2 separate regions of the Mus musculus genome follow, and region 1 is linked to region 2. The links are chromatin loops, found by intact Hi-C in ENCODE. Cell type or tissue: left cerebral cortex. All regions are shown on one strand. Each heading gives the region's core, and the rest is flanking DNA. Links, peaks and the distances in the headings are about the cores only. Region 1 has its middle 160 kb from the start of Galnt5. Region 2 has its middle 150 kb from the start of Gpd2.

Evidence for each region. A loop is a pair of places that touch in the nucleus more often than their neighbours do. Peaks named below come from ENCODE experiments on the same cell type or tissue, not always from the same donor. Only the 100,000 strongest peaks of a DNase experiment are listed, where the experiment ranks them.
Region 1: it touches region 2 in a loop (2.9-fold over the local background); 2 of 42 quality-filtered maps call a loop at or near these places.

What each region holds. Positions count from the first base shown.
Region 1 is chr2:57,824,998-57,841,667 of GRCm38, reverse strand. No RefSeq gene overlaps it. Among named protein-coding and RNA genes, the nearest start is that of Galnt5, 160 kb to the left of the region's middle. In left cerebral cortex, for the core only: a CTCF peak has its summit at 8,891 (motif pointing right); a DNase peak (open chromatin) is centred at 8,896.
Region 2 is chr2:57,380,227-57,396,896 of GRCm38, reverse strand. No RefSeq gene overlaps it. Among named protein-coding and RNA genes, the nearest start is that of Gpd2, 150 kb to the right of the region's middle. In left cerebral cortex, for the core only: no CTCF peak of the experiment used is centred there; a DNase peak (open chromatin) is centred at 8,750.

The DNA.
Region 1 (16,670 bases), core at 4,790-12,789, 440 kb before region 2:
TCTGAATAATGGCAAAGAGACCTTTATATTTATTAAAAGCTTCAGGTACTATAGCACTATAGATTCTGAGCTATTTTAACTCAATTGTGCTGGCCTGCTCTACTTTCCAGTCACGTGGCCTGTTAAATACTTTCTCAGTCTCAGTCTGGTACCTCCTTCTTCATTGTCCTGATGATAACTATCCGGGTCCCACCTGAGACCTTTCCCCCACCTCTCACAGTAGGGGGGGAAGAAAGTACTTTCTTTCCCTCTCTTGTCCAGCTACAGTCTGCTTGGCTTTTTATTAAAGCAATAGAAGATGATGAAGAGCAATGTTTATAAAACATTGAGTGAGGAAATGCTTCATAATAATGACAATATCAAATCTGACCTGCAACCAGATTTCTGTGCACAAAAATCAGCATGTGAATATACACTGCACAGAAACATTCCCTAACCCTAATGAAATCTAAGGAGAGCATAAGTCAATGTGTAAGGAAATGCCAAACACTCAGAATGCATCTCTGGAAAACTCTTCTATTGGTACATCTTGCTGTCTTTCCTCATTGCCCACCCATCCCTTCATCACATCTGTGAGAACTCTCCTCTTCCAATCATAGAGGTTCATGAAGAAGGCTCCCTCTTTTTCATGACAATGAGATAAGAGCAGAGATGGAGAATGGGGGAAGAGTAGAATTCCTTATTGATGGTCAACCATTGCTTTTGTAATCCCCAATGTTTGACTCTTTGTGAAGAAAGTGATTTTGCAAGAGAGGGGTTAAGAAAGAAAACATGTTTCTGTTTAGAGAGAGTCTGGGACAATAGGTGGGAGAGCTACGACGATAACCACACAACCCGCCTATTAGCATGGCACAAATAGAAACTTTCTGTTAAAGCTCAAGAATATAAATGGAAGTAAATGGCAGCATTATTGCATGAATAAATGAGTTAGTCAATCAATCACTGACAAGGCACACTCTGTAATCAAAAGATTTTTCATGTTAAGATTAATTTCATGTAATACCATTCTAAATATTACATAAGCCACTTTGACATTGAATTATACTTCATAAGACAGAAAGAGCACTTTCAGAGGCCAGAGAGTGGTAGATAGGGACAATTCTGTTAGACTTCCTGGTCTGCGTGGCCACAGGCACAGGTCTGAGGATACTTTGGAAGTCATTGTCTAAAACTGTAACAACTAGCAATAGGTGTTATTTAAATAATCATACTAGTGAACAGCATTGGTAAAGTCAAGATTATCAGGAAGACAAAAAAACTCCTTTAAACTACTATACTTAGGATTTTACATATGAAACTTATACCAAATAACCACAGAGTAGTAAACATATAAACAATATATAAATGTACGTTCTCAACATATAAACAACAATAACACATGTTGACTATGTATGCACTGTTTGTAGCATCCAATATTTGAATGGGAAGCCAATAATAACAAGTACTACATCAACAGAAATATAACCACAGAAGGCCATTTAAAGTCAGTTTATCCCATGTGGGTGTCCTCTGTCAGGTTACCCAAGACAGACAGCCTCATCTACCAAAGAGCAGAGTATTCTTCTCCCTGGAGTAAAGCAAAGAAGGTTAACTGATAAAATGATCCAGGTTGCTTTAAATTCACAGTGGTGTTTGTCCTAAGAATTAATATAAAGGATGAGAACCCCCCCCCCAAAAAAAAACAGTTTTTGGATTCTGTCACTAAATTCCTGAAAAATAATTGGCACAGGGCCATTCTAGTTCCCTACAATCTAGTCGAGCTACAACTCTCCTCATATGGGATAACTATCACAGAACGCACTAAGAATTCTCCCATACAAACAATTTTCTGATGGCATCTTGATTCATCTGTTATCTTCTATATTGCATAGATTTTTCCACAACTGAAAAGTTGGAAGAAGGATAAGTACTTCAAGATTCATAATGTTTCAATAGAGAAATTTAATTTAATATTTCAATCAGAGTAGATTTACTCCTTAGGAGACTCTTGACAAATACAGTCGCAGTTTATTGCCAAATGTGGAGTATAGACTTAGAATGCTAGGGCAGGGAGGTGGGAGTGGATGGGTGGGTGGGAGAGCACCCTCATAGAAGCAGGGGTGGGGTGGGGGTGGGGTGGGCTAGGTGGTTTCCTGAGGAGAAACTAGGAAAGGGGATAACATTTGAAATGTAAATAAATAAAATATCCAATAAAAAGAAGACTTTTGTTATGAAAAAAAAAAAGCTATGAATTTACAGAAAGACAATGTCTCTTTACAGAACCTAATGATTTTCAAAATGTAAGAAATTCTAAATATGGAAAATATAGAGAAGTCTTTGCTTGGCCTGCATTCCCCACCTATGTTCAGAATAGTGGGCACCTAAGTGTTATGACACATTCTTAGGACAGTCACGTGAAATGAAAACCTGCACCTTAAGTGAGCAAGAGAACCTATCCCTCTGTTCTCAGCACCCAGCACAGACAATTGTTTTAGAAACAGAGAACCTAGTAACTGGCACTGCCTGTCCAGTCCAGCCAGGATGCTGAGGATAGTGTGGCCTGACCTGCTTGAGACTTTCATCTGCTTTCTAATCAGATATACCCAATCTTCAGAATAGAAGATTCTCTCTACCTTCTGCCTCATCTTATAAACTTGTCATAAATTCAGAGGCTATGGGGACTGAAAGGGTTTATTAGAGCACTTATTTATTTTATTAAGCATTTATTAGAGCAGAGGTGTTTTATATATATAATTGGTGAGCAAATTTTAGGTATGCAGGAAGAACCAGCACCTACGTGTCATGTGAAGAAGGAATAAAGTCTACATTCAGACTCCACGTTCTCAGTCAGTGCTGTTTGCTTTCTCAGAACTGCATCCCGGAGTCCACCCTGGATGGAATTGTCCTTAAGCTCTTCTTGCCAAGAAGCAAAGACTCCCGCATTGCTGCGTTATGGAGTTTTATATAGCATAATACATGGGGCACTATTTGGCCATAGTATATTCAAGTTTTAAAGTGAGCAGAACCTTTTTTTTTTAATTTTTCTTCCCCTAACCATGGTGATTGTCTTAGTTTGGGTTTTACTGCTGAGAAGAGAAATCATGACTATAGAAACTGTCATAAGAAAAAAAAAACATTTAATTGGAGCACACTTAAAAATTCACATGTTCAGTCCATTGGCATCATGGCAGGAAACAAGGTAGCATGCAGGCAGACATGGTGCTAGAAAGGACCTGAAAGATCTACATCAGGCAGCAGAAAGAGAACATGAGCCGTTGGGTCTGGCTTGAACTTCTGAAACCTCAAGGCCCACCCCCAGTGAGAAGTTTCCTCCAAGACCACACCTATCCCGACAAGGCCACACCTTCTAATAGTGCTCCTCCCTATAAATGGGACCATTTTCATTAAGACCACTACAGTTATCAATACTGGAAAAAATACACTGGCAGTCGGTCCTAAGCAGTTAAACAGGTGTTCAGGCCACAAGCCTGGAAATCCAAGTTCACCTGCTAGCGTTTGCATTTTTAATATTCAAATAACTAGATGCACTCCCCTGGAGGAGAAAATGACTCTGGCATTTAGATCCAGGTCTAGAATGTGTCCTAAAGACACTTTCTCATTATAGGAAGATAAGGAGGCGAGGGTTAGAAGCACATTTGTCTTGGTGTGACAAAATTAAGGAGCGAAGCTTTCTTACTATTTTGACAATATGACCAATATGCTCGCTCTTCCCTTTAAAAATAAATAGCCTGTGACATGTAGAACCTCAGTCCTCAGCTTCGAGGCTAGAAATATCATTCAGCAGCAAAGACTGGGTAGTGACTGCCATTCCTGTCAAGAGCCAGCCTGTTGCACACATCAGTCTAAATGCTTGCCACTTGTCTCATAAGCCCCATGCTTCACCTGCAGAAGAGTTCTCACTGCCCTGTACACTGTGATCACAATACCACACAAACAATTCCTTCTGTCTGCAACATCCTTTTCAAACACCCTCCCCTTGACCTTTATATCCATCATTTCCTAACTCATTTAAAAGCCCTGAAAGTAGTTGTTCAAACTCTCGAGTTGGTGTTAATAGTGGGGATTTTTCATCACCTCTAAGGGTGTTTGTCCTGAATTGTTCTGGGTCTCTACTTGTTTGAACATCTGAACATCTCAGGTGGATTCATTAGCAGTTGTTTTCAAGCTGTCCTAAGACAATCATCATTAGAATAAAATATGTCTCTAAGGGATGATGCAGAAGCCACACACATTTACATCAAAACAAAGTGCACTATAACCTCTGTGACACTCTATGTTCACTAACTATCTCCAGTGTGTGTGCTTTATAATGTTCCATCCCATTCCTCTTCTTTAAGAAAAAAATCTAACTGATTCAATCAATTTTTTATATCAATGGAAACATTTCTGTTCCTAGTGTGCAAAATATCTCTTCTAGGTGCTGCAGAGACCCAGAGAACCTGGGTTTTATTTCAACATCCATATGGCCACTAACTTGAGTTTCAATGAATCTAATGCTCTCTTTCCATCACAGAATAAAAATAAACAAATCTTGAAACAACCCTCTCCTGTCTGGCAAGCAACCCACTCCCACCATTTTCCATCCCCAATGCCTAGCTCATGGAAAGTATTCAATAAGTTTTACTTAAAACTGATAACCACTAACAGGTGATACTTTTGAGAGTTCTATCTATCTATCTATCTATCTATCTATCTATCTATCTATCTAGGCATGGGACAGTGCAATGTCTTCCTTGTCTATATTGGCCTAACTTTCAAAAATCTCTATTTTTGTCTGTTTAGAAAGATAAAGATCAAGAATGTTTTCAACAAGTTCACTTTTTTAATTTTACATTTTTAACTTAAATAGAATTATATGACTCCCTCCCTTCTTTTCTGCTCCAGTCATACCCCCCATGCTCCTCTACTCTTAAATTAACAGCATCATTTTCTTTTTCTTAAATGTACCTGTGCATACATTTATAAACACAACCTGTTGGATCTGCTTTTGTTGTGGAGAATTTATGGTTTCAGAGCTGCCCATCTTTTATTTATAATTACTAATATTAAAAAGAGAAAGGCAGTGAGCAGCCAAGTTCAACTCTATCCATAGCTAATCATCACTCTCTATCAGGAAAGATGGTGAGTGTTAGTATTTTGAGTCGTTAATATTTTTTATCATTAACTTATCTTAAGCCTAACGGTGGTTTTAGTACAAGCAATATATCTTTACAATGCAAACAGTTGCCTGTCAGAGCAGCACACTGGTTCTTTACTCTATCTTTGTTTTCACAGGTACTTTCTTGTTTCTAGTTTTTGACTTTCAGTAGTTTGACAGACTATAAATTTAATATTATAAATTTTGTGGTCACAGTCTAGACCCTAGGTTCTTAACAGATATTAATAATAACACTAGAAACATTTTTCTTGGTCCAATGGCAACCTTGTCATCAGATTGTAACCGAGAGTAAATAGAACATTCAATTCAGCCCACGTGCTCATTATGAACCCCAAAGAGAATAAATCAGCCCTTTGCCTCATGATCATGGCTGAGCAGAAAGGAAATGCTGGCAGGAAATCCGTTATAACTAACAGATTCACCTGTCAATTTTTTGTTTTCAGGATCATCTCCATAGAGCTACAGCTAGGTAATAATGGAAGGCTAGGATACCTCATTCCTCTTATTTACTCTAATTTAAAAAGTAAATTTCCTTAATATCACTTGTGGTTGCACATAGATACAGAGATATTTCCCAATAGCACTCCACTTGTTAGAGAAAGGAAGCAAGGAAATGGGTAGGGAATTGTGTCAAAGTAACGAGAGTTACCTACAAGGCTTAGAGAAGTGCTAGTATTAATTTTACAATCTGAAATACCACCCTCCACGCCATCATCCACACCATTGTCTTGAGTGTTGGAAAGAGGGAAATGGAACACCCAGCCATACAAAAATAACAAACAAACACACAAATAAATGTGTGACTCAATAACACAAAGAGCTTTAGAAAGAGGCTTTAAGAGAATTTAAAGGCATCTAAAAGGCCTTGAAGATTTCTAAAAGGCCTCCTGGATTTCTGAGGTTTCAGCCACATAACCATAAACCACTATTACAGAACAGACCAAGGTGAGAAATCTGCAGAAACCTTCACCAGCATCAGAGGTGCATGCTTAGCCCTTTCCCTAGAGATATGGATTCTATATATCTGGAGAGACATCAGGAATTTGAAGCAAGTCCTAAGAAGCTCTGGTTCATCCTTTACTACTAGCCCGTAAGCGGTTTTCTAAGTACATCCTTAGGTAACTGCATCAGAATCATCTGACACTCAAATTCCTGTATTCCAATCCAGATGTGTGGGCTCAGTCTCCAGGCAAACTTTTGGTGTACAGTGAAGCCTGTGAGCTATCAGAAATGTGGCTAGATATCCCTTTCTGGCATTAACACTCAGCTGAGCAGCTACAGTTTTCCATAGAGAACTGCTGTAATCCATGGAGACCCCCTCAATGTTTCCTGTTTTTCTTCTGTAATCTGAGAACATACATGTCACTAGCCATAAGCCAAGTACTATAAAAGATGGGTTGTCCTGCAATTGCAAGCTTTCTCTAGACTCTCTGGAGAAGGATTGTGATGGGAAAATCTTAGCACTAAGATCTGTGTGCTGTGTTGGGCTTATCCAAAATAAAAAAGCTGGGGTAAAAGATCCAGAAAAGGTCAATGGCCTTTGTGTGCCGTGTGTGTGTGTGTGTGTATGTGTGTATGTGTATGTGTGTGTGTGTGTGTGTGTGTGTGTGTATGTGTGCATGCGTGCATGTTTCTCATTTGACTTCCTGTGCCTACTGTAAATCTAGAAGCTGACAATATGATCATTCCAGAAGCAAGGGCCACAAAGGGAAAGGAGACTGAATACAAACCGATATATATTAATGACAATATGAGAAACTCCAAGACATATATTCATATGAAGGTCAAAGTCACCATTTTTGACAACCTCTAGTTGTTATGGAAATTTTTGAATCATGCTTTTACATTCACACACTCACATAGATTAAATTATCTCAACTATTTTAATGGCATAGGCTTATTTGACAAATTTAGAAATTCAATGTAAAACGAAGTTTGTCCAATGACGATGGTTCCAGAAGTAATCCCTCAGTGGCAGAGCCATTCTGTGACTAACTACAGACTTTTAATCTAGATTGCTTGAGTTTTCATTATAACTCCAGCACTTACTAGCTGTGTGACACTGAGAGTGGTACCTTATCTGTCTAGAGTTTCTGCAAAATGGTGGTAGTGGTGGCGGCGGTGCTGCTGCTGCAGCCATTGATGATTAGGAGGAAGAGGAAGAGGAAAAGGAGGAGCAAGAGTGTGATGAAAAGGGAGAGGAGGACAGAGAGGAGCACAGAGGCAGATTTCTGCCTTAAAAGTATCTTAGGAAGAGTAAGTGACTCGGTATTTACCTAGAAACCAGTACTCAGCCTTTACAGGTGCTAGAGACATGTCTATTAAATAATTAAAAGTATGTTGACATGAGTCTTTGTTTCTATTGCTAGATATCATCAAATTTTTTACAAAGACCTCACAATTAAACTTCCTTAGCAGCTTGTGTAAATCAAATTACCTAAAGTTAGTTAAAACCAAATACCTTGCCATAGAAATCCTCAATTCCTATAACAACTAATGTAACTTAAAAAAAAATCCCAATTTTGTTTGCATGCAGAGTTCTGGACTTATTTTCTAGATTATTTTATGAATAAAGTGAGAAGTCAGAAATCTAAGAAGGCGCAAGACAGCAAGCAGAGAACAAAATCGTGTTTTACACATCTCTCTCCATTTCCCTATGAGTCATTTGGGTCTGAATATTTCCCTACAAGTTTTAATATGGTTGTACTCATATTCAAGTAGTTGGAAAGTAGAATTATAACCCTTTTGGTTTTGTAGGCTTCATGTTGTCAACTTTAGTCTCTGCATGGAGTTGTTTAACTAATTTAGGACTCCAGTGTAAGACTGACAATGTCACTGTCAGTCTTTGCTGACAACAGCCAATGGTAGCAGTCCTCAGAGAAGCCATGCTGACTGAGGCTCAGGCTTCATTAGGCGTTATCTCCTAGGCCTGTATCCACCCCCACCCTTCACCCCTCACCCCTCAAGAAGCAGAGATGCAGCCCCTTGAAAACTCATCTGGGAGAAGAACCTCTGGTCTTTACTCGAAGAAGGACGGCATCCTTCCACGGGCCGGGCATTAGTCATATGCTCAGCCCCTTCTTTATAGTGGGTGGACAGCTTTGTTTGCATCTCTCCGAACTTCAAAAAGACCTTTGTATGCAGAACTGCAACAGAGAGGCCGTGGACTGTGGGAGCATTTATTTATGTTACTACAGCATAATAGAAGTCACTTTGGTTCCTGAGTGTGTTCCCGTGACTCATGGGTATTTTTTTCCGATGTGTTTGACCTCTGATCTTTCCATATTCTCCCATCTCCGTTAACTTAGCTTCAAAACCACGGCTGCATCTGTTGACCAGGAAAGGAAGAATGAAAGTCACTGTTTCCATCTCGTCTTCAAAGGAGGTAAAAATAGTTCTCCATGGCCTTCATATAACCACATATTGATGGATTTTTTTGAAATGAAAGTTGTCGTTTCTTTTTTTTTTGAAAAATATTTTGACAGGACAGAAAATTGAAAAGTTAGAGGCATCACCAAGATAGGCTGAACTGTCTGTTGAGTGGTAACGCTGAGCATTGTCAGAGGCACAACATACAAATCATAATAAATGCCCGATGAACTTTAAACACGCTTAATCATTTTAAGAAACAAATGTAATTATCAGGATATAAAGTATTAAATGTCCAAGTCAACAAAAATCTGTAGTGTTAACAAAAGAGGACATTGATTTATGAAAGTTCCTCAGGTTCTAGACCTCCAGAGGGCGCTGTTGCATTTACACAGAAATATAGTTACATAGTATCATCCTGAAATTTAAAAAAAAAAAAAAGAGGATTTTTGAGCATGTATAATTTGTTTCTAACACGAAGTAAAGAAGAAATCAATAGCCATGACAATAATATGACCTCTAAACTATTAACTGGGGCTTATCTCATTTAACAAACCTTTATTATAACCTGAAGATCAGCTACCTAATGGAAGAATGGCAAAGACAGGAACTCCGCAGTTACTATTCACAGTAAATTTCATTTGAATTTTGCATTAGTCATAACCGTTAAATTGATTGTAGGTTCAAATATATAGAGGTTTTAAATCCTTTAAAATCATTTTTTGAACATCAGAGCATGAAATCCAGTTTTAAAGAAAAAAAAACAGATTTTGAAAACACAAGTAAGATTTCTGCACAAGTAAAATGACTTTTGTGTCTAGTATTACATACATATTCTTTTAGTCTAGGTGTTATTACCTCTGAAAATATACTGAGCCAGAGGCCATGGTGAGCAGATAGTACACTGGTTCTTTCATACTTTCAAAGCTGGGTAATGTCACTGGGAGAGATGCTGAAAGATCTTCAGAACATGTGACACTCCTGGAGGCTCACACCCTGAGCGTGTGTGTGTGTGTGTCGATAGTGGTTTGAAATAATATGACTTTTAAGAGAAGAAACGATTAAAATTGACTCACATTATTTTTTTTATGAAATCACCAACAGATTTGTTTTATTTGGGCTTTGACAGCTACTACGAATTTTTGTCACAGTTCCAGAATTGTTTGAATCATAATGGTATTTTTAGGATCATTAGTTGCTATTAGAGTTTCATACGGAAATGCCCCAGGAATACGATAAAGAAGGGGAAAAAATGGTGTTGCTTCATGATGTTAATTATCTTATGTGTAACTTCTCTAACTTGATTTCATCCAGTGTTATTTTATGGAAAGTGTGAATGATTTGTCTCTGAGTCCATAAAAGTAGACTAACAGAAACACTCAACTCTTGGTAGCATTAATAAATCACGCTATGTAACAAAGGCTGTAAAACAGAAATGAACTGAATCTAAAAAGTGTCTCCAGATTTGTAGCATTTCTTGTTTTGACGTGGGGGGCGGGGGTTGGGTGAGTGGGGAGGAAGCAAGGACCTAGGTGAGAAATGTGCAGAATAATTGATGAGCCATACTTCAACTGAAATGGTTTAAGTTCCATGTCAGGAAGTTAGGCAACATGTTCACTCAAATGTGAGAATCCCGCTAGAGAACTTGTAGACTGTGTGTACCTCACAGCACAGGGACATATGCCTTCACATCTCCTTCACATCTCTCTTAGAAGCACAAGTTAGCATAGAAGCCATATCCCTCCCTTTTCTTGGAGGAAAGAGGGTGTTAATATCCTCTGTAACTGTAGGAAAGCAAAATAACTGGGCCAGAAATGAAGCTGAAGCCCTGGGGGTAGCGAGGTGGCACTTACCTGTGTTTGTGGTGTGGGACAGTGTGGGTCCAGACAGACCTATCAAGTCTTCAGTTTGAACTGTTCTGGGTGGGAGAGCTCCAGTTAACACAGGTAAACACCATTTTTCTTCAGGACTTAGTGACATAAAATGTTCCTACTCACACCTATATGTCATTCAGTAAATGGACTAACTACCATAATCTGCTAGGTCATGGTAGTTCTAGCAGACATTTGAGCACCTTAAGTTCCCATGGATAACTAGGAGAGAGGTTTCTGATGCAGGAGAGAGGCCGTGACTAAGCACTTCCATCAGCTGTAGGCCATCAGCTGTAGGCCATTTTTTTTAATAAGATGGTTTTAAAAATAAGATGTTTTTTAAAAATATAAGATTTTTTTTTTAAATAAGATGTGTCTGGTAGTGGTGGCACACGCCTTTAATCCCAGCACTTGGGAGGCAAAGGCAGGCAGATTTCTGAGTTCGATGCCAGCCTGGTCTACAAAGTGAGTTCCAGGACAGCCAGGACTACACAGAGAAACCCTGTCTTAAACAAACAAATAAACAAACAAACAAAAAACAACAAAAAAGATGCAAAAGTCGTTTCTTTTTGGCATTAAGAGTACCTAGTTGTGAATACCTCCAGGTAAGTTAGAAATTGTCAGTAAGGCACAATACTTTGTGGTTTAAGACTAAAAATAATAGCCAAGTGTAAGATAGCTATCTTTTAAAGGAGTATTCATAACTTCAAAAAATCTACCTAGGCCTCAATCTCTACACTTCATAGACAGGATGATGGGTGGACACATACTTCATCAATTTTAAATACAGTCACTCATTTGAAAGTCCTTTGTAAGTATAAAGGATATGTCTATGCTGATAGAGTTCGTGTTCCTACCTCAGAAAAGATACTTAGTCTCTCAGCATCATATTATTATTTTACCAAAAGGTTAGCACTGTGAAATTGAGTGGTTTGTCTCCATGTGTATACCGAGGTTTCAGGATAAACCTCAGATCTCCCCCTTAGGCTGACTGATGAGGCATAGGACTTCTCACCTCTGCTCTGCAGAAGCACCTTGAGTGGGCTGCCAAAAGGTGCAGAAGATGCGCCATATATGGAAAGAGAGTCTGGGTGTATAGTCTACCGGGCACTCTGAATGCCAGTGATTGTGTGCTCGATAATGTCTCAGGTGAGACCTTTGTCCAAACCTCAAAATCAGTACCTAGTACGTCACTTTGAATTATTCTGTGGATCCATCGGAAATATAACAGAGGCAGACAGAGTACAGAGAATTGTGGGGGATTTCTTTTGGTCATTTTTAAAGCTACATAATTCTGAAATCAATTAAGTTACCTCCATCTGGGAAGAGAATCATCTCAAAAAATAAGGCTTCCATTGACACTAGGAACTCATGTGTTTAGAATATTTGTTGGGTTGGACAGAATACAATAAATCGCCATGACCCTCTACAGAGACAGGAATGAATATTAGCATAATCACTCTAAGCCCCAAAGGCTACACATTTTAAGAGGATGTTCTGTTATGAAGTAGAGATGGAGCTGTGAGAGGACGCTGTTTGACCATGAACTGGAAAGTAAAAGATCAAGTTGCCTTGGCATTCTAGAATGGACACAAAATGGTGTCTTCTATGAGTCTGACTCCAGTTCATTTGCTAACTTGAGCCTAGAACCATACTAAACACCCTTAAACTCTCCATACAGCTCTTAAAGGTTTGGAGGCTTTAATCCAAGCATGGCCATTCTACAGAAATTCTCTGTGACTCTAAAGAAATAGCAAATTTATGGTGACATTGAGTAATTAAAGAGTTAAGAAAAAAATCATCTAAAACACTAAGTATGCTAGGTGAGGTCTTACATATTTAAAATCCCAGCATTTAAGAACCCAAGGCAGGAGAGTTGGCATGAATTTGAGGCTAGTCTGAACCATACAGCAAGGCTGTCTCAGAAATAAAATAAAATAAAATAAAATAAAATAAAATAAAATAAAGCAAAAGAGATTATGTATTTTTATGTTTGTCACACAATAAAATTTTTATTACTATAGACTAGCTAAAACTTTTGTAATTCTCATATGCATATTTTAAAAAAAAAAAGCAATGTTCAAGTTTTGTTTTTGTTTTTGCCCATACTTAGTTGATGTCCCAACTGCATATTCTGTGGCATCAGCCAAAGAATTTTATATATAACTCATGGCACAACTTTAAATATTTAAGGCACTATGCTATTAAGCTAGTAATATAATGGATTGATTTTCTATTTTAGCACAACAATCTCCCTTTTTGGCTACTTTTATTGAGAGAAATCCATACTAAACAATGATTTAAAATGTTCACAAAAATTGCTACCTGATAATGTCCCCATCTTTCCTGTTATATCCAGGGTCTATAAATCTGAACCTACATCTCTATATTCATAGATTTATGCAATTGGTAAAAATCTCAAAATCCTATTTTAAATCCCATCCATTTGTGAGGATTAACCCATTTGGTAATTCAGAGAGGTGTAGGTATAGTAATTTCACTTTACCCAAGACTGTATCTGCAGGGATATTCATTGCGTCTCAGCAGCCTTCAGCAGTCAGCATACATCATTCACATTCAGGTCAGCAAGTGAAGACTTCCTGACTCTGGGTGTTCTCTTAGAAAGAACCCTTTTTTATTTTCTGGTTGAATTTTTTTCAAACAATTAAGCGTAGTCCTAATGAGATAAATAGAACAGAATTGTATCTTTCCATATAGAAGAAACAATTAGCTGGCTAAACCTTCTTTTTTATGATGCATAGTATTTGAAATGTCCCACTCTGCATGAGAATAGGTGAGAGACAGCTATCCAATAGAACTAGCAAGGGCAGAAGGCAAGGCAGCCCACTTGCTGCCTGCTGTTCATCAGCACTCTCTGAATTTTGTTCTGAAGCGACTAGCACAATGAGTTATTTAAGCTTTTCTTTACTTTTCCAGGAACCATATCAAAAATTATTTCTCAACCAAATTATCCCCAGAGTCAATCACCGACTAAGTCAATGCAGGTTTTAAATATAAGGGCATGAATCTAACACCATTTGTACAAAATTAAACCAGTTCCATGGTCAACTCCATTGTTACACCAGTTTTGCACAGTTGTTCATCATTCAACATAGAGTGGAAGTTTTCAGAAGTGATCAATGAGATTCAGAGAGTTAGACCTAGTGTGTTTTCTTCCACATGGGCTCGGCATACTCTCCCAGCATGCTTACAGGATTTACGTTTGAGGCAGATATTTATCTTTTTTCATGGGTTCTCAATTATTCAGCTTCCTACTTGATAGGTCTCAGCTCAGAACCTGGAATAAAACAATGTTTCTTCTAATCTAAATTGAAATGACTATGCAGCTTCTGTCTATCTGTTTGTTAAATACCTATTCACTATTACTTAATACATTAAATGCATTAAGTTTTCTCTTCTCTAAGTTCACAGCAATTGACTGGACTGTATATTACTGTAAAATGGTAAAGTGGCCATTCTCAAGAGATCCTTGGAGTCAAATAAGCATATGAGTATCTTTGTACAACTGTCATTACGTTAAAGCTCTAGATATTGAACTCGACGGTGTTTCTAAGTCATCATGGAATGTGGTGTTAAAATACTTGGGATTCGAGAGTTTCAAGTCAATATCACCATCCAAACAAGTATTAACTCAGTGAGAAGTTTACTTGAACATTCCCCAGGATTATTCTTCTAGCACCACGCAGAGGAAGAAACTAAGACTCAGATACAAAACTTTCTCATGATCGTCAACAGGAAAGTGACAGGAAGAGTAGAATTGCATGTAGATCTCCATGTTGCTTTGCCTGCTACTGTACTTTGCCTCTCACATAGTCTATATGGACTGGGTGATGTCAAGTATGATTTCAAATTATTGCCTATTTGAAATCATATTTGACATCACCCAGTTCAATTTACAGGAAAGTTTACAGGAAAGGACAAACATGAGGGACATGATTAACCCAGGACAGCATAGTGATGTAAGCCAGAATGTGGATCCCAGTTTTCTCAGGTTTAAACTCTTTGCACTTGCCCTACTGCTCAATGTGACCATGCTTGTGACATTACTGAAATGTTCTTCTTCATGCCTTCTCTAATCCTTGATGATGAATTGTTAGAACTGCTAGGTGTTGTCAGAAACAATCATACAATGCTATAGGAAAATCCAAGCTCTCTCACCTTTCCCCAGTCACCCCCACTGCTCTCCCTGTGTTTTCTGCAGCTCAAGTTCTTTTCCAATGGCTTTTCCCCATCAGCATTGGGGGCTTTGGTCTTCTAAACTCACTCTCCGTTATTATCTTTCTCACGGTCCTTTTCCTTCATCATTTTTGTTCCTATTCATACATTTCCTCCTTCCTGATTTACTACACTGACTCTCATGACTTTGATAAACTCATTTTCATATATGTGGAAAAACACCGCTAATGCCCACTTACTTACTCTGATTTCCAAATATGAACCAATTTCCTCTCCCAGAACATTTTTCCTTTGATGTCTCTCTCCACTTCTTTGAACCACCATCGCTTTGGGAACTGAGGATCTACAGACACACATGACCATTGAAATCCCTTTCTGCATTTTGACAGAAGTTAAAATATAGACAGTTCATAGTAAGTACATAAACCTAAAGTTTTGAGTTGATTTCACAATCATTTCATTGTATTTATCAGTGAGTTTATATGAGTTTTGTATGATTTTTTTCCTCAGTTATAAAAAATAAGCAAAAGTTTCCTGCCCAGATCGGAAGTATGTTCCAAGATTATCACCTCGTGTGCAACTACATGATGTTATTTCTAAAGTTAACAAAAATATGCCAATCCACTTGTATCTATTGCCAACTCTGTAATTTGACTATCAAAATTATCATTTTATATGCATGGACAGGCTAGCTTTGTGCCTATCTCAAACTGGGAACTCATGTGTAAGATTAAAAGGTCAGTTTGAAACATGTAGCAGTTTGACATTAAATGGATAAGGAGGAATTAAACTCTTAGTCAATTTGACTGTCATAATTCCTGGGTAAGTATGCTAGAAAATATATTTCAGAGTATCTTCCAGTGAATTACATTATTCTTTGTAGGAGATAGCATCAACGACTGAATCTAGTTTCTGCTCCTATTTAATATTTTTCTTCTCTCTCTCTCTTTTCTTCTGTTCAATGATGCACAGATGTAACTTTGTGATTGGAAAATTAACCACACTGTTGAAAACCTTGCTTTTTTTATGGATTCTCTCATGCACTTCCACACAGTTTCTTTACCCCTGTAGGAAAGAAAGTTTATAAATTAGGTAGCACTACCTATAAAACTGTGTTTTGCTTTTTCATTTCAGGAATTATGTTAGGTCCTATAACACAAATAGACACAGCTTCTGCTCTCAACCATCAGAATCTAACAAATATGCACTCACCTTGTATTGTTGTATTTGTACAAGTATTATTACAACTATTCCTCATTTTTAATGATTATTATACCTAGTTCCAGAAAAGGGCATTTATAACATTTTTATGATAGCACATATTACTCAAAAAGAGAAATAATCTTCTCTGATATAAGTGCGTTTTCTTTATAATGATGTAGAAACATTTGCCAATTTCGCCTTGAACTTTCTACCCCCTTGTAATCAGGAACTAATTAATTAATTAGCAAATATTTGTGAAGTACATTGAAGATGAGCAACAGCATAGAATGCTACATATTTTAAAGTCATGTTTTGCTTCATCGTCTGCAGAAGCTCTCATCTTAAGGTTTAGAAAGAACAATTTAACATTCTGTTTCATCTCAATAAAAAAGCTAGACACATATCGGAGGTAGGGGTGAACAGAAGTGGAAGTTTAATGGGAGAGTATTATCATGACCAAAGGAGAGTAGCCCTTCACACGGTCTTTATGTTACCATCATTAGAAGACAGAATGGGCATGTGCGTTTTTGCATAATTGCTGAAATCTGAATACAAACTTGTAGACACTTGTAGCACAATCCTATAATTTCTTACTTATGAAACCAATAAAATAATTAAGTTAGGGTGTCCCAAAACATAAATATATTTTATAGTGTTCTCAAGACGTTCAAGGCCAAAACATCATGGTATGATTTTCAAACCTGTTCTGTCTCAATTTGTGAGACAATTATCAACTACTTCCTTTACCAAGGTGTTCAAGGCCCAACACAGTGCCAGTGCCTGGAAGAGGGACACATTAACAACAGTGACCTATACCAATCAACATAAAAAAAAAAAACCTTAACATGTATATCTTAGATTAATTTTCTAAT
Region 2 (16,670 bases), core at 4,505-12,504:
ATAAACACAGTCTCGAAATTACAAATAATTTACCCTACATTGAATGAAGCTTAACAAAACAAATAAAAACAAAAAATGCATTTATAGTGCATTTCTTGACTTTCAGAATTCTCCCTACTTTTAAACAGCACGTGGGTATAAATGGGTTGACTGAAAACCAATATAAAGTATTGGTTGGTTTATACATTTAATATGCTTCTTGATAGAAAAAGGAGGACTTCAGAGAATAAGGGGGGATAAAGGCGCAAAAGAGTGCTACCCACCTACCAAAGGTTAGTAAGAAAGGCTGCACTCGATAACTCTTGCTCAATGACACCTCACTAAAGTTCACTGCTACTTTTTTATTATAGCACATTGGTCCTTCTAAGAACACTAACAGTGAGAAATAAATGAGTATGGCTTCAGATGCTATTGATGACAGTGGGAGACTGGGCTTAATTCCCTCTTATGAAGTCTTCCCGAATTGTGTCACTTGAAGAATTCGTACTTGACTTTTGGAAACATAAAATGTCCTTGCTGGTGAGAACTAATTAAGAAGTCTGGCCCTCTGTGACTGAACCCATTTCGTTCAGGTTGACTGCATGCTCCAGTCTGACTCAAGATGATCACGCGGTGGGCACGGGGCTCAACTGCTCCAGTTGGATTACGACAACTGCCGGGCTCAATGCCATCCTGATATGTTCCACGAGAGTGGCACCATTTGAAAACCAGGAAGCAAGACCTCTGCCAAATCGCCACCCCAGGCTTGAAAGCGGCTTCGGGAGCTTCTGCTTTAGAAAGAATTCAGATAATCCCAAGAAAACATTAGCAAAAAAAGAGAGAGAGCTGCACGCCCCATTCACAGTGAGAGTGAATCTCACAAACGCCGGGTTAAGTGAAAGAAGCCATACACAAAAAGTAGGAACTTGGGCTTGTGCTTGTATAAATTTCAAAAACAAGCAAATCTAATCTTCAACGATAAGAATCAGAATAATTGTTCATTTGAGTGGTGGGATCAGGCAGAGAAGTTCCAGGAAACAACCTCCAAAGGTACTGAAAACCTTCCATCGGTGGCCGAAGGTACTTTCAAGCAAGGAGTGGTGATTTGGCAGACATCTTGTCCAATGATACCACACATGTGTTGCTCACCAGGCTGCATAGAATCCATTGGGGTAGACATTTTGTTCATTATACTGTAAGGAAGGTCACACCTGAATGAAAACTGAAAGAATTCTGGGAAAGCATTCAATTTTTGAACTTATTAAAAAGAACAGAATCTTTCCAGATAGTTCAAAGGCTCCAAATAGTCTCCCTTTTTGTGGTGCCATTCTTTCATATTGTTAACTACATAGAGTTCTAGAGTCTAGATCTGATTTGCTTTCTTAATGACACAACACTAAAACCCAGACCATCTGAGCAAAATTAACCGATGTCATAGTACCGAGTCTGCTTAGAGTAGGAAAAAAGACAAGTCTGGTTTTTGTTGAGAGCCAGGATCATGAGCCTGAGCCTCAGGAATTCGCCATTAGGCAAATCTGCACTATGTTCCTTCTGACCCCCAGATGCTATTGTAGGCTTCGCACACTCACACAAGGGCAACTGGAAAGGAGTCCTTTCAGGAATCAAGAAAAAGAAGGCAAACAATTCAAATGGAGATGTACAAAATTCTGTCAGCGGGTGGTAATTGCTCTGTATATGGGAGGGGCACTGGAGAAATCAGGGAAAGACTCTGTAACATTGGATCTGTGACTGGAATGAAGAGGTAACACCACCAGCTATCCAAAAGAATCAGGCAAACCGAAAACCAGGTAGACAGTGCAGCAAGCCAGAATCCTGGAGCAAGGACAAGCTTGGTTATGTTTCATAAATGCAGAGAAGGAAGACCACAGGAAACTAAAGGAGACAATACATGGGAAAACACAGTACGTAGTCTTGGAAGCCCTTTGAAAGATCAGCATCAGGATTTAAAATAAAACAGCAAGTCTTGGAAGTTGTTGAGGGTGGGTATAGTTCAGATGAGAAGGTGGTAGATGGCATGTATCCTATCTCATGGGACTGATAGGACACATGGATTTAGAATATGTGAGGAAGGCAGTGGGATTTAAACAGCAGCTTGGCCTGAACCCTGAAGTAACAATCTGGCAAGGTGGAGTAACAATGGCAGGACTGTAAAGAAGTAACAATCCGGCAAGGTGGAGTAACAATGGCGGGATTGTAAAGAAGTAACAATCCGGCAAGGTGGAGTAACAATGGCGGGATTGTAAAGAAGTAACAATCTGGCAAGGTGGAGTAACAATGGCGGGATTGTAAAGATGGTTCCAGTCACGAAATTGGAGATTTAAAGGATACTGACATATTAGGGGAGAAAGAAAACTGTGTGGGGCAGGTTGTGTGTAAGCTTCCTTTAAAAGCCGTTTCACAAATGAACATTTGAGCTCAGCAGATAAAGTCGTGGTGACTTGATGGAGCTCAAAGCCATCACTGGGGTGGAAAAGCAGTTTAAAGCTTATGTTTGGAGATGGGGGTGGGCTAACTGTACATTTGGCTTTAAAAAGAAAATAGAAGAAATGGATCAGACAAACAGCATGAGGGCAGCAGGTGGCAGGGGAATTGAACCGAGGATCTCACACATACTAAATGGCATTCTTACCCTAGGTCAGAAAGGTGAAATTGTGGAGAACTTTGAAAATGGAAGTATTTCTAACATCACGCTGCTGGATCCCTAAGAAAGTGTTATTGAAAGGGTTATCTGCACATGCCACTTTAGTATCATTCGTGGCAACACGTTGCATATCTAGGCAGATAAAATTCTGAAGTATTTAAAATCTCGAAGGGCTGATGGTAAATTCACTGTTGGTAGAGACACCTGCTAACTGATAACACATTTTAAAAGGCCAAGAAGCTGCTGCAAATTCAAATTTAAATATGCAGGCCTTTTGGCAAGGTATTCTCACCTCCACTAATATTTGCACAAATGGTTATTTTAGAACTCATTAGGAATTGGTTGTAATACATATAACTAAAATACTGACTAAATAGTTTCTTACACAGAATAATATACAGCCATTAAAAATAAGTAACATCTATACTTACTAACATTTACATACATACATACATACATACATACATACATACATACATACATACATAATATGGGAATATTAGTATGTGGGCTATAGAAAATATAGTCTACTCTCATTTTGAATGATAAAATCAAAATTTTGGGGGAAGACCAAATTATGGGTTTTTTTATTAACATTCATGACTTCTCCATGTTGTTTGGATTCTTGCAATAATCATGAATTAGCTTTCTAATGTAAATGAACTATAAAATATGTTTCAAGATTCTCTAATGCAGGACCTTGTTTTAAGTATATAAAAGAAACTTAGGCTTTCAGTGTTAGGAAAGCATTTAGCAAAAGGCCATAGGATCCAATGTATTTTTAAAGACATTGTAGTTTTTTATAATTAAATTTATTTACTTATTCACTTTACATCCCATTATAAGCCTTTTCCCTTCTAAGAGGAATGGGGGAGGACTTACATGAGAGGGTACAGGAAAAGCCCCCCCTCTGGGTATCAACTTCCCCCTACACCCCCACCCCCACCCCACTCCATCCATTCCCTTCTCACTCAGCACATCAAATTGTTCATCCTCTCCCACTGAGGTCAGACAAGAATGTCCATTTAGGGATGCTGGATCCACAGGCAGGCAGGTAGGTAGCAGGCTCAGGGACAGTTCCTACTCCAATTGTTTGGAGGACCTGCCTGAAGACCAAGCTGTTCATCTGTTACATATTTGCAGGAGGCCTAGGTCCAGCCTGAGCTTGCTCTTTGGTTGGTGACTGAGTCTCTGGAAGCTCCCAAGGGTCCAGGTTACTTGATATTGTTGGTCTTCCTATAGAGTCCTTGTCCTCTTTGGGTCCGTCAATCTTTCTCCCAACTTTTCTGAAAGACTCCCTGAGTTCTACCTACTGTTTGGGTGTGAGTCTCTGCATCTTTTTCCATTGGCTGTTGGGTGGAACCTCTCAGAGGACAGATATGCTAGGTTCCTGTCTCCAACTATAATGGAGTATCAATAATGCTGTTGGGGAGTGGTTCTTACCCATGGGTTGAGTCTCAATTTGGAACAGCTTTATTGGCTGACCATTTCCTCAGACTCTGCTCTATTTTTGTCTCTGCACACATTGTAGGCAGGACACGATATTGTAGCTTTTGAAGAACAAGAAGTTGGAGTGAATCAAGAGAGATTTATTTGAGTCTAGGTTTGGAGTAAGGTCTAGGAGAGTTGTAGGTAAGCTGTCTGCTTCCCAGAATCCTTCTTTTTGTCTCCTTTCAACATCATTCCCTCAACACCTCATAGTAGTGCTTTTAGATGTGACATGACAAGAGACAACAATTTCTCTCAAATATTCAATCCCTATGAGATAATGGTTAACTGCCTCGCTCCCTTCCCTAATGTGTGTGGCAGTAGGGGAATTGTGGAGATGTGAAGATGTGATTGGGTGTGGCTATATATGCACTTGCACATATCTCAGATGAATGCACATGTGCATATACATATATGAGCCCATGTGTGCTATAGATTGACATCTGTCACTCTCCACTTTTGTTTTAAAATACAGGGTCTCACATTGAATCTAGGAATCATCAGGTCCCCAGGCTAGCAAGCTTGAGGGACCCTTGTGCCTATGCCTCCCCAGTGCTAAGCTTACAAGGAGATGCTGCTATGCCCAACTTTTAAAAACTAGGCTCAGGGTATCCAAACTCAGGTCCTTATGTTGTATGGCAACTGCTTTACTAACTAAGGCATCCCTCGGCCCCTAATTTTTAGAGATTATTTTATACAAGATTATATAGGTACATTAACAAAATGTTACCAACTCCAAGTGAATGCCTCACATAATGAAAATTATTTTCAAGAAAAAAATCATTAAAAAGTCAGTTCTCCCAAAGTTAATGTATACATTTAATGCAATTTTACTCAGAATCTCAAAAAAAAAAAAACCCAAAAAAATCCTTCTTTTCAATAAGATGCTTTTAGAAGAGTAGATCTGTAAGAATAATTAGAGATAATTCTAAATGATTTTTGGATAATCAACATTCTATAGAGTGATTATATTCAAGAGTATTTTCCTGACTTGGGAATGAATAATGCATTACTGGAATAAAAGGTGAAGAAATAAATCCCAGTATACTTCATTTGTATTTCATTTCAGTATGAAAAATGTGTTATACGCTAATAAATGGTACTATCACAACTGGCTTTTCACCTGTAAAAAAGTCAGTTGGATCCCTACCTCACCACATGCACAAAAATAAGCTCCAGATGGGCTGAACACTTAAATGAAGAGCGAAAAAAAATTAGCAAGTTTAAATAAAGTTAGTATATATGTATTAATTAAGGGTTGGAAAGTTTTACAACAAAATAAGAGATCTATGAACTATAAAAGATTGGTTTAGCGATCTAAAATTAAAGTGTACTACATTGCTGTAGTGGATGCCTCACACCTATGAATGGGTACATGTGTGTCACCAATTCGATTTCCTGAGTCTCTTAGGTAGTGTCAGCTGTCAAATTGATATACCTGGGATGATGGGGCCTCAAAATTGCCTCTACTGTATAGTCTATGGCCATATCTGTTGGGCACTTTTTTTGTTTTTTGTTTTTTTGTTTTTTTCAAGACAGGGTTTCTCTGTATATCCCTGGCTGTCCTGGAAGTCATTTTGTAGACCAGGCTGGCCTCGAACTCAGAAATCCTCCTGCCTCTGCTTCCCGAGTGCTGGGATTAAAGGCGTGCACCACCATGCCCGGCTTGTTGGTTGAGGTAAAAGGATCCAGCCCACTGTAGGCAGTATAATTCATAGGCAGACAGACCTGGGCTGTATAAAATAGGTAGCTGAAGATGAGCCTCAAGCAAGCCAGTATATAGTGAGACTACATAGTTTCTGCTTCAAGTTCCTTCCTAGAACTGTCCTCTAGGACAGTGGGTTATTTAATAATAATAATAAGTCAGCCACATAGTGGTTGCACACACCTAAGTCACTTAGGAGACAGAGACAGACATATCTCTGAGTTTGAGACCATCCTGCACTAAAGAGTGAGTTCCAGGAAAGCCAGGACTATGCAGAAAAACCCTGTCTCAAAAACAAAACAAAAACAAACTAAACTAAAAGGTCATAAAGTTGGCAGAGGGTGGAAAAATGGTAGGATTGATCTGAAAGGAATTAGTAAGAGGAATGCAGGATGAATGTAATCAAAATACACTTTCTCAGTCACCCTTCTGTTGCTGTGAGATACCATAGCCAAAGCAACTCTTATAAGAGAAAGCATTTAACTGGTGCTGACTTGCAGTTTTAGAGGCTTAATCCATTCTCATCATGGCAGCGAGCATGACAGCTGCCAAACATGGTGCTTGAGAAGTAGATGAGAATGCAGGATCCAGATCCAAAGGCAGTAGGAAGAGGAAGAGCCACTGGGCTGGGTGTTTTAGGGTTTCCATTGTTTTGAAGAGAGACCATGACCAAGGCAACTCTGGTAAGGGACAACATTTAATTGGGGCTGGCTTACAGGTTCAGAGGTTCAGTCCATTTTCCTCAAGGTGAGAAGCATGGTAGCATGTAAGCAGACATGGTGCTGGAAGAGCTGAATGTTCTGCTTCTTGGTCCAACTGCATCAGGGAGGAATAATTCTTCTCTACTGGGCAGAGCTTTTAAAGCCCACCCCCACAGTGACACACTTCCTCCAAGAAGGTCAAACCTTCTTACAGTACCACTCCCTATGGGTGAAGGATATTCAAACCATCACACATGGCTTGTTCTTTTGAAACCTTAAAGCTCACCCCTAGTGACACACTTTCTCCAGCAAGGCTGCACCTCACAATTCTTCTAATCCTTCTGAGATATTGTCACTCATTGATGCAATTATACGTGTGAGTCTGTGGGGACCATTCTTATTCAAACCACTACACACTGACATTCTCAAAAAATTAATAAAATATTATATAAAAAAGAATCTGAGAACAAACTGGAATAAGCATTTTTTTTATTGCAAACTATCATTAATAAAGTCAAAAGGCGCTGGGCAGTGGTGGCGCACGCCTTGAATCCCAGCACTTGGGAGGCAGAGGCAGGAGGATTTCTGAGTTCAAAAACATCCTGATCTACAGAGTGAGTTCCAGGACAGCCAGGACTACATAGAGAAACCCTGTCTTGAAAAACTAAGAAGAAAAAAAGCCAAAAGGCAACATTTGAATGTGTTAAGAAGGAAATCTGTCACAAATTCATCTTTTAAAGAACCAGAAAATCTCAATAAAAAATGGAGGACGGATAAACAATACCAGGTGTGGGGGTTCATACCTTAAACCCAGCACTTGAGACAAGCAAATGGATCTTGTGAATTCAGTCAGCTTCATCTACGAAATGAGTTCAAGGCTAGACATGACTATATTGTGAGAATCTGACTCAACACACACACACACATGGGAGGTGGGGGAGGCAATTCAAACTGAATTAAATCCAAATGGCCAATGATTATATAAAAACTGCTATAACAATCAAGCTAAAACGGCCAAATCAGCTTCTATTTGACTAATATTACAGAGTATATGACATTCCATTTGAGAAAAATTTTATAATGGGCAGCATTGTACATTTCACTAGATATGTAAGGATAGGATTAGCAAAAATATAAAGCATGTGTGCTTACAATAAGAAAAAGATGTATGATATATAAATTGCTAAAAAATATTCTATAGAAAATTATTTGTTGAAAATATTATTGTGTTTGTCTCCAGACAATGAGATTTTAGCAAAGTTTTAATTATTCTTATAGATTTTAATTTTAGAAAAATTTTGTAATGGTACATAAAGTAATAACATAAATGAATCACATATATATATTCCTTTGGTCTTTTTTTCCTACATTCATTTGTAATTCTCATTTGTTTTATTTTCATGGGCATGGTATTCAGGGAAGAGTGGGGGCTTAGAAATAACAAATAATGTCCAAAGGAGAAAGAGACATCACTGAATGAGATTCAGATAAAATGACATAATGCTCCACTCCCCAAGTTTCCATTTCATCTTTTCTCATTTGTATTTCAGAATATTTTAGCAACCTTTGACATTTAGTGAAACAAAAGCCTACAGTCACTTTGACTCTTCTCTCTCCACTTTTAGAGAATATTCTGGTAGTGGCAGCCTCTTTCTTCCCTTCTTATTACTGAGTTCAAGGCAACACAACAGAATCGACATGGTTGGGGGAGAGGGACGTGTCTTTACCATTTGCTTGAAGAGCCATCCTCCTTGAGTGTTAGGTTCGTAGCTCTCTAGTGTTTACCCGATAGTCAAGATCTGAATTGACACTATCTACCCAGCTTGCTTAGTTGCTTATAAAGAACAGCTGTAATTAGGCATGATGTGGGCTACAATATAAGCCTGTGTTACTAATAACAAGTGGGATGCCCAGCATCAAGAGACAAGAAGTGGCCTTTATTCCCATTTATGTTACCAGGAAAAAAGGCAGACATAGAGCCACTGTCATGTTACGTTTTTTAAGGCAATAAAAGTGTTTTGAATTCCTAGACATCCTACGAGTTTTAATTTTATAAAAATGTGCTGTCTATTTTCTTTCTTTTCCTTTGAATCTTTTAGCATCACACACTGAGCCTGGCTCTTTCCCTTCTCTAGAGGCCAGGGAGGCTTCCAGCATATGCTTATGCAAGAAACGGGGTGTTTGCCTCCTTTCCAACCTTGCCCCCGCAGTCTCCGCATTATGGGAAACTGGAAAACAGAAACACTACACAGAGCCTGCAAAACCTCCTGTGTGCAAACTCCAAAAGAGTGTGGTGTTCTGGTGGGGGGTTGTAAGCAAGCTCTTTCCTTAGGAAAGCTTTCCCAGGGCAAATCCCTGTCTCCATGGATACCTTTCACTATGCCCAGAATGTGACCCTGGGGTCTTTCTTCCAATTGCTGAGCAGAACAGAACTCGGTGCACAGAGCAGCCGAGATTGTACTTGGGAAAACTGCTGTGCAGGCACCTGCTGCTCTAGGATGCGACTCAAACTTCTCTCAGTTCAGTCCGCATTTCCTGAGCAATACTGCACTGAAGCTCTTGACTGGGAACAGCTAGATAATCCTTAACCAAGAAAACATGGTTTCCTATCAGGAGAGGGTACAATCACACCTGATTATGACCACAAGACAAGCGAAATCAAGGTTTGCTAGATTATAAGGAAGAGAAATTTAGTAGTTAGGAGAAAGACTTTGGACTAAGGGTTAACATTTGAGGAAGAATGTAAAATATACTAATGTATATAACGTATGTATATAGACAAGAGGAACTGCTTAAGCTGCAAGAACAATCAATGTGTAAAGACAAGCAGAAAGTGATAGTGTGACCCGGCCCTGATTCTTTGTCACTGTGGTAAAGGGCAATTTAGGGACCCTGGACTCAAAGACAGATAGCAGATTGCAAACTATCTTCTCATCTTGTCAAGAAGGTGCTGTAGGCTTCTGAGGATGTGAGAGACTGAAGTCATTAGTTTAAAAGAATGGCCTTTCTGAGGGAGACTACCATGAGTAGCCATTGGGATGTGTCAGTGTGCTTGAAAGTGTTCTAGAAATAGTTATAGGGATGGAAATGTCGGAAACCCAGATAAACCCTGGATTCAAATGAAGGGACAACCAGGGGAAGTATTTACAGGAAGAAAGGGTTTAGTACACCAACAGACTAACTATAGGGGTTGCAAAGGAGTGAATGCAGAGAGCAGATTTATTCCCTTAGCTGGACTGGCAGAGTTTGGAAAATATTGCAAAGATTTCCTCAGCTTATGACACAATACAGTTTATGCTGCATCTGTCTTGGGAATCTAGGAGAATGTTAGAAAGGGAATAATTTTGAGGATTCATTCAGATTTTATCCACTTTTATTTGATGCAGAAATATGTATAATTTAGGGTATTTATAAATAATGTATGTTCTGTGATGTTGTACCCCAAATGAAAAGGGAGTGTTCAGTTTGCAAAGCGGCACAGCTGTTAAGTGAGACGGCTCCAAGCACTGCTGCCTTCGGGACTGGTGAAGGGGCTGTGTTGAGCTTGAGAAAGAAGACACCATAAATCATCAGATTTCAAATACATACCTGGCTAGTAATATGGCTGTTGTCTGTTCCTCGTATTGTCAACTTGACACAAGTTAGGGTCATCAGGGAAGAGGGAACCTAGATTGAGAAAATGCCTTCATCAGATTGGCCTGTGAGGCATTTTCTTAATGATTGTAGAGGTTTGAAAAAATATGGCCCCCATAAGCCCACGTATTTGAATGCTTAGTCATCAGAGAGTGGTGCCAGTTGAGACAGATTAGAAGGATGAAGAGGTGTGACCTTGAGGAAGTGTGTCGAGGGTGGGCTTTGAGGTTTCAAAAGCCAACACCAGGCCTAGTGTTGAGCCCATGGATTAGGATGTTGCTCTCAGCCATCCATGCTGCCAAGATCCCCACTATGGACTAGACCTCTCAAACTGTCTGCAAGACTGCAATGAAATGTTATCTCTTGTAAGAGTTACCTTGATCCCGGTGTCTCTTCACATTGATAGGAACAGTGACAAAGACAGTCTTTGATGGAGGAGGATCCAGCTTACCGTGGGAAGGGCCACACCAGGGAGGGTTGTCCTGGGAGGGCATAAGACTGCAAACTGAAAGGGCCACCAATAGCAAGCCAGTAAGCAGTGTTCCTCCATGGTCTCTGCTTCAATTTCAGTCTCCAGGTTTCTGCCCTGACTTCATAATGGACTAAGATTGGGATATGTCAAATAAGCCATTTCTCCCCCTGAATTGCTTTTGGTCATAGTGTTTGTTACATCAGAAAGCAAACTAAGAACAATGATAGTGGAATAACCAGAACTTTGGCGACTGAAATCCTTCCTACAACAGCACTGTGTTGACAAGCCAAGTAACGAGACCAGGCAAAAATACACTTTGTCCCTTGAGTCCTCTATCTTTCTGGTCATGAAGGCATCAAGGTGAACATTTATACAATTTAGAATACTGACCCTAGCTGGGTAGTAGAGATGAATGTCTTTAATCCCAGCACTGGAAACGCAGGGACAGGAAGATCTCTGAGTTTGAGGCCAGGCTGGTCTTCAAACTGAGTGCCAGGACATCCAATGCTGGACAAGGAAATTCGGTCTAGAAAAAAATACTACTACTACTACTAGTAGTAGTAGTAGTCATCATCGTCATTATCATCATCACAATAAATAATAATAATAATAATAATAATAATACTGGCCCTAGATACTCCTAAGAGATGGTAAAATTGGGTCATAGCCATCATATTTCTTCCTTAACCAAGCATGCTCTTTTGAAAGAGGTTTATGTTGTTTGGTATTAAGGTCACTGTAATAAAACCATATACTACATATCGTGCCTGTGATGGGGTCTCGATCCCCGAGTCTCTCCTCTCTACCTCTCCTCGCTTTTGAAAGAAAAAGACCACAGCACACCTGGCTATGCCACGGGACACATTTATGATCGATGACACTCAATCTCATTGCACCTCATGTTCTTCACATCTAAACAGGGGTAGTGACAGGGGTAAATATTAAATGAGCTAATAAATGCAAGTCCTTACAATAGTACTGATGTGACTGAGGCCATGTAGAGCAACTAACTTAATTCTAAACTTTCTTCCTTGACTAGTTGCTTCCAGCAGGACTTTGTGGAGTAGAAAAAATTGAATAAATATTAGCAATACTTATTAGAGAAGAAGAGGAGGAGGAAGTGGATGATACCATCCTGCTTCCTTCCCCGATACATTACTTAGGATTGGACACGGAGCTAATACTTGCTAATCAACTCTACCACTGCTCCTGGCATAGTGCTCTGTTTGTTAGTTTATTTAGGACTTGTTTTTTTTAAAGATATATTTTAATTATGTGTGTCACTCTGTATGTACACATGAGAGCCCACATCTATAGAGGCCGGAAGAGAGTGTGGGATCCCTAAGTTGACTGGATCAGGCAGCTGTGCAGTGACTCGTATGGTCCACTCCCAGAGCACTATGCACTAGGAAGTACTGAGCAATTTCTATAGCTCCTACTTCCACTTGGCATATTTTATTCAAATTCTTGGTGTGCAGCTTCTGTGCCCATGGGCCTTGGAGCTGCCCACCTTGAAGACAGAAACACATCACATGAAGAAGCCATGGTAGAGCAGTCCATGCCTTGGCCTGATTGAGTTTCCCTCTACTTCTTTTCATTTCATTTTGTAACAGTATACTTATTCCAAATGTTGATAGAAAGGAATCTTCTTGAAAACACATTAGAGGATATGAGATTTTGCTTTATGTAAGAGGAAAAACAGTATCCTTCCCTGTTTAAAAAGAATTATCTTTGCAGGCTAAAATAAAAATTGTGAAACAAGAGAAAATCAGGCCAGCTGTGTTGACATACCACAATGCAGTAGGAAAGCCTTTGAGTATGAATTTCACAGTTTTTTTTGTCTTACAGTTCCAGAAATCTATGTATCAGAAAAGTACTAGAAGTAAATTTTTGTAAGCTGTCTCACTGCAATTGGTCGAACACATTCTATGCAGTTTTATGACAGGAAAACCACTATACTTCAGTCCCTTTGAAGAGCCTTGGGCAGCCTGAGCAAGGGCCTGTGATCAAGACAGAGGCTCAAAGCTCAGGGTCTAGCTCTGGCTTGAGTTCTACTTGATTAGTGTCCCTGAGCAAGTCTTTGACCTCCCACCCCCTCCCTCCCCAAGGGGTACTGAGAATTTCAGTGCTCGGCCCTCACAGGTGAGGTGAGTGCATTATAAAATAAACTAGTAGTGTCTTGCCACGTAACTCTGTAGTAAATGAGGAGTTAATCAAGTGAGCTGAAAAACAAAATCAAAACAAGAAAGGGCCCACAGAACAGAAATTCTATAGAATGTAAGACTAGTGGAAATTCTAAGAATAGCTTATTTTAAAACAAAATTCCCCTCCTGCCCCTCTCCTCTCCTCTCCTCTCCTCTCCTCTCCTCTCCTCTCCCTCTCCCTCTCCCTCTCCCTCTCCTTCTCCCTCCCCCCCTCTCTCACAGACACACACACAGTTGCTTACAATTCTTTCTCATTTATCTTTATTTTAAAATATTTTGTGTATTTGGTCTCAAAATAGGAAACCCCCACCCTCCCCAACCCCAAAGAAAATCATCAACCTTAAAAAAAAAAATGTTTGAAATAATTAGGTTACAAATTCTGGAGTCCTTTAATGTGGCTGGGCTTTGTGTCTATCTGCACAGTCCATGGATGGCCCTATTAAATGTACCCGGCACCAATGTTGCCGGCTGTCAAGAAGCAAAATGAAAAATAGTTTTAATAGCTGCTCTTTGACCTGTTTTATATTTTATGTCAATTATAACAGCACACAACCATGCATAATTATGAAGCATAGATGCATTAAAATGTACACATAATTTGTGTTCTTATGGCAACCACTGCATTAGGCTCTAGAAAACAAACCTATTGTTATAAGTCATTTGCACATTAATATATTAGTATTAAATATCGAAGACAGATTTGTCTGTCCATCTGTTTTGAGTCATTTTAAGTAAATATATCTTTTTGGAGGGGTGGACAAAATCTCTCCATGAATGCACGGTAGGTGCCATCTGTACCATATATTATAATACAGAGCTCTGCACCATTGTGCATAGCAACTCAAGCAAAGACGGTGCCATGTGATTGTCATTTGAATGTCATTTTTAAAAAATGATCTGGTACATGGACAGAAGGAGGAATTTTTTTTTTCCTGGCACTGCCATGAAAATTCCTTCATTTGTCTATCCTGTGGTTTTTGGATTTCTTTCTTAAAAGCTTATAGTTTCCACTTATAAAGGAAAATAATTACCGGGATACTGAACAATAACATCAAAAATCTCCTTGTTTTCTATACAGGAAGAACTGACTTGTGATATCAGATTGTCATGATATCGGATTGTCATAATAGTAACCCCCAAGGAACAAGTGGCAAAACCAGAAAATGACCTGTCTCGGCTGCTCACGAAGAAACCAATACACTGTTCAACTAGATGACCCAGCAGGGCTATCAAGTAGTAGGTAATTACAGTTTTTACGTTTTAGCGATCTTACCATTTTGTGAGGAAAGGATGAGAGGCCAATGCCAAGTAAGAAACAGCTTGCAATCCTTGATGGGCAAGCGGTACGAAAGAAGCAAGCTACTCAGGAACTGTCAATTCCGTCACTTTCCTTACTTCTGAGCATCTGACTTCAGCCCTTGCAAAGGTTGGCCAGAATATGAAGAAATCAAGAAACTTGTGGGAGGGATGAGGATACAGGCAGCAGTTGGCTCTTGTCCTAAAACTTGGTCTTGAACTCAATGTGATCCTCTAGCTTCAACTCCCAGGGGCTCATACCTGACTTGGAATATATATATATTTTTTTTTATTTACACAATTTTTTTATTAGATATTTTCTTCATTTACAATTAACACTTCTTTCTGAAGCCTCATCTGAGGTGTTTTAGTTTTTTTTGGTTTTGTTATTTTCATTGAATTCAAGACATTAAATGTGGACACTAACCATCTTTCTACAGTTTCCATGTGACCGGACATTGAGTTCAGAGACATTTTGCAGGGTGATTTGAATTCTAGTTGTAGCTCACCCACTCATATACTTAAAGGTCTTATTCCCATAAAAAAGAATTGCTCACATGTTTAAAGTTTTTATATTGTCCATTTCTGAGCAGTTTCTCTGGGATCAGCAGAAAAAAAAAAACTTTCTCTAAATGTAGTATTTCCATCTTTAAATAATCACCATATAAAATTCAAGTACTTGGAAGAAAACTGGAAACATCTGATTTTGGTAAACTTTAATGACAAAACAAAAAGCTTGTGACATATAGCCAGGTGTGATCACTCGTGAGCTTCGGGATATCCTGGGCTGCATAGTCATGTGCTAGCTCCACAGTGATCAAAGGCAATACTGCCAATACCATTGTGCACCAACATACCCCAGGCAAAGAGGTACAACTTCCTGAAAAGAAAGATACAAATGATAAAAAACAGAAACAATGGGTGGGTTGGTGAAGCCATGAATCCGAACTACTGAGTAAGAAAGAATATAGTTAATCTGAAGCCCGAGGTCCAAAGAGCTGGAGAAATTCAGATAACAGGTGTGCAGGTAACTAAAACCCATGCTTTGTTCAACACCGAGAGCAGAGTAAGTCCACTAGGAATTGGCCCACTAGAAGTGTTTAAGGGACCAGATTTTGAGTTCCAGAGGCACTGAGAGAGGACTGGGTATAAAAGGTGAAGTGCATCACACAGCTACACCAGACAAACAGACATACTCCCCTGAGACAGGACAAAGGTACATTTAATTTTAAATCGCATGCTTTTGAATATTAATTTTTTGGGTGATCAACAGTGTATGGAAAATGGGCCAATGGGATTGCCCAAAACATCCAGGTGCTCGAAGCCAATCTTGCCAACCTGAGTTTGACTCCAGAACCCACATGGTAGAAGAGAAATGATTCCCACAATCTGTCCTCAGACCTCCTCAGGTGAGCTGCACATGCTTGGACACAAACAAGTAAGTATAGTAGTTTATGGAAAAATTACAAACAGTTCAATCCCTGTGGAATAAATTATTGGATACTATACTGTCTTCAGGGTGTAAAAAAACCTGCAATCTATCCTAGTATATTAACTTCACTTAGACACTCCTCAAACTCATTTTCACACTCCAATTTTGTCATGTATTTAACCTGCAGAGACAGGAAGATTGCGGTTTCCTCACACTGTCTACTGAGGTGGGAGTTTTAAGCTTTTAGAAACTATCTCTAGTGACTCCTTTGGACCATTTCAGTCCTTTCAGGATTGGTCCTGCCTTCCATTGTGCCAGGAGATATCATGTGCCAATTTAACAAAACAAGTCTCTAGCTTCCAAAGCTGCTCCATTTTCTACACTTAATTATCCAATCTAACTAAAATTAACTCTTCAAAATAACATTCTTTCACATGGTGGCTATAATGCTAGTTACAAAGAAACTTCTATACATTTCGGTGGGTATTTCAGACCAAACTGTTTAAACTGATACGACATCTTTGCCATTATATTTAAGAATCTTTTTTTTCCCTTTAATTTGTTTTCTTAACATAAGTTGTTTTTCTTTGCCAAGTATTTTATTCGTCTATCACCATTTCTACCTTTGGTCACCAAGAAACAGGACAAAGCAACTTCAGCTTAAATACAAAATCCTCATTACAAGTTCTTGTCCAAATGCTACATTCAAAATCTATAATTCTCTTTGAATTCTAAAGATCTTTGGTGAGATTTTTTTTATTATTATTTCAAAAATTTAGTAAGGCCAGAAACAGTGGTTCACCCCTCTATACCCAGCACTAAGGAGGCAGAGGAAGGAGGATCTCTGTGAGTTCAAGGCCAGCCTGGTCTACATGCATTCAAACACATATAATACATGCGCGCGCGCGCGCACACACACACACACACACACACAGAGAGAGAGAGAGAGAGAGAGAGAGAGAGATCTTACCAATTGAACTTACCCATTCAGTGATGGCTTATTCATTTATCTTTCCAGTGTTAAACTTCACGTTGAGACTAGAAGCCCAGGTGGACAGGCCCAGCCTTTAAGCACGCAGCATATAATAGCAGTTCTTA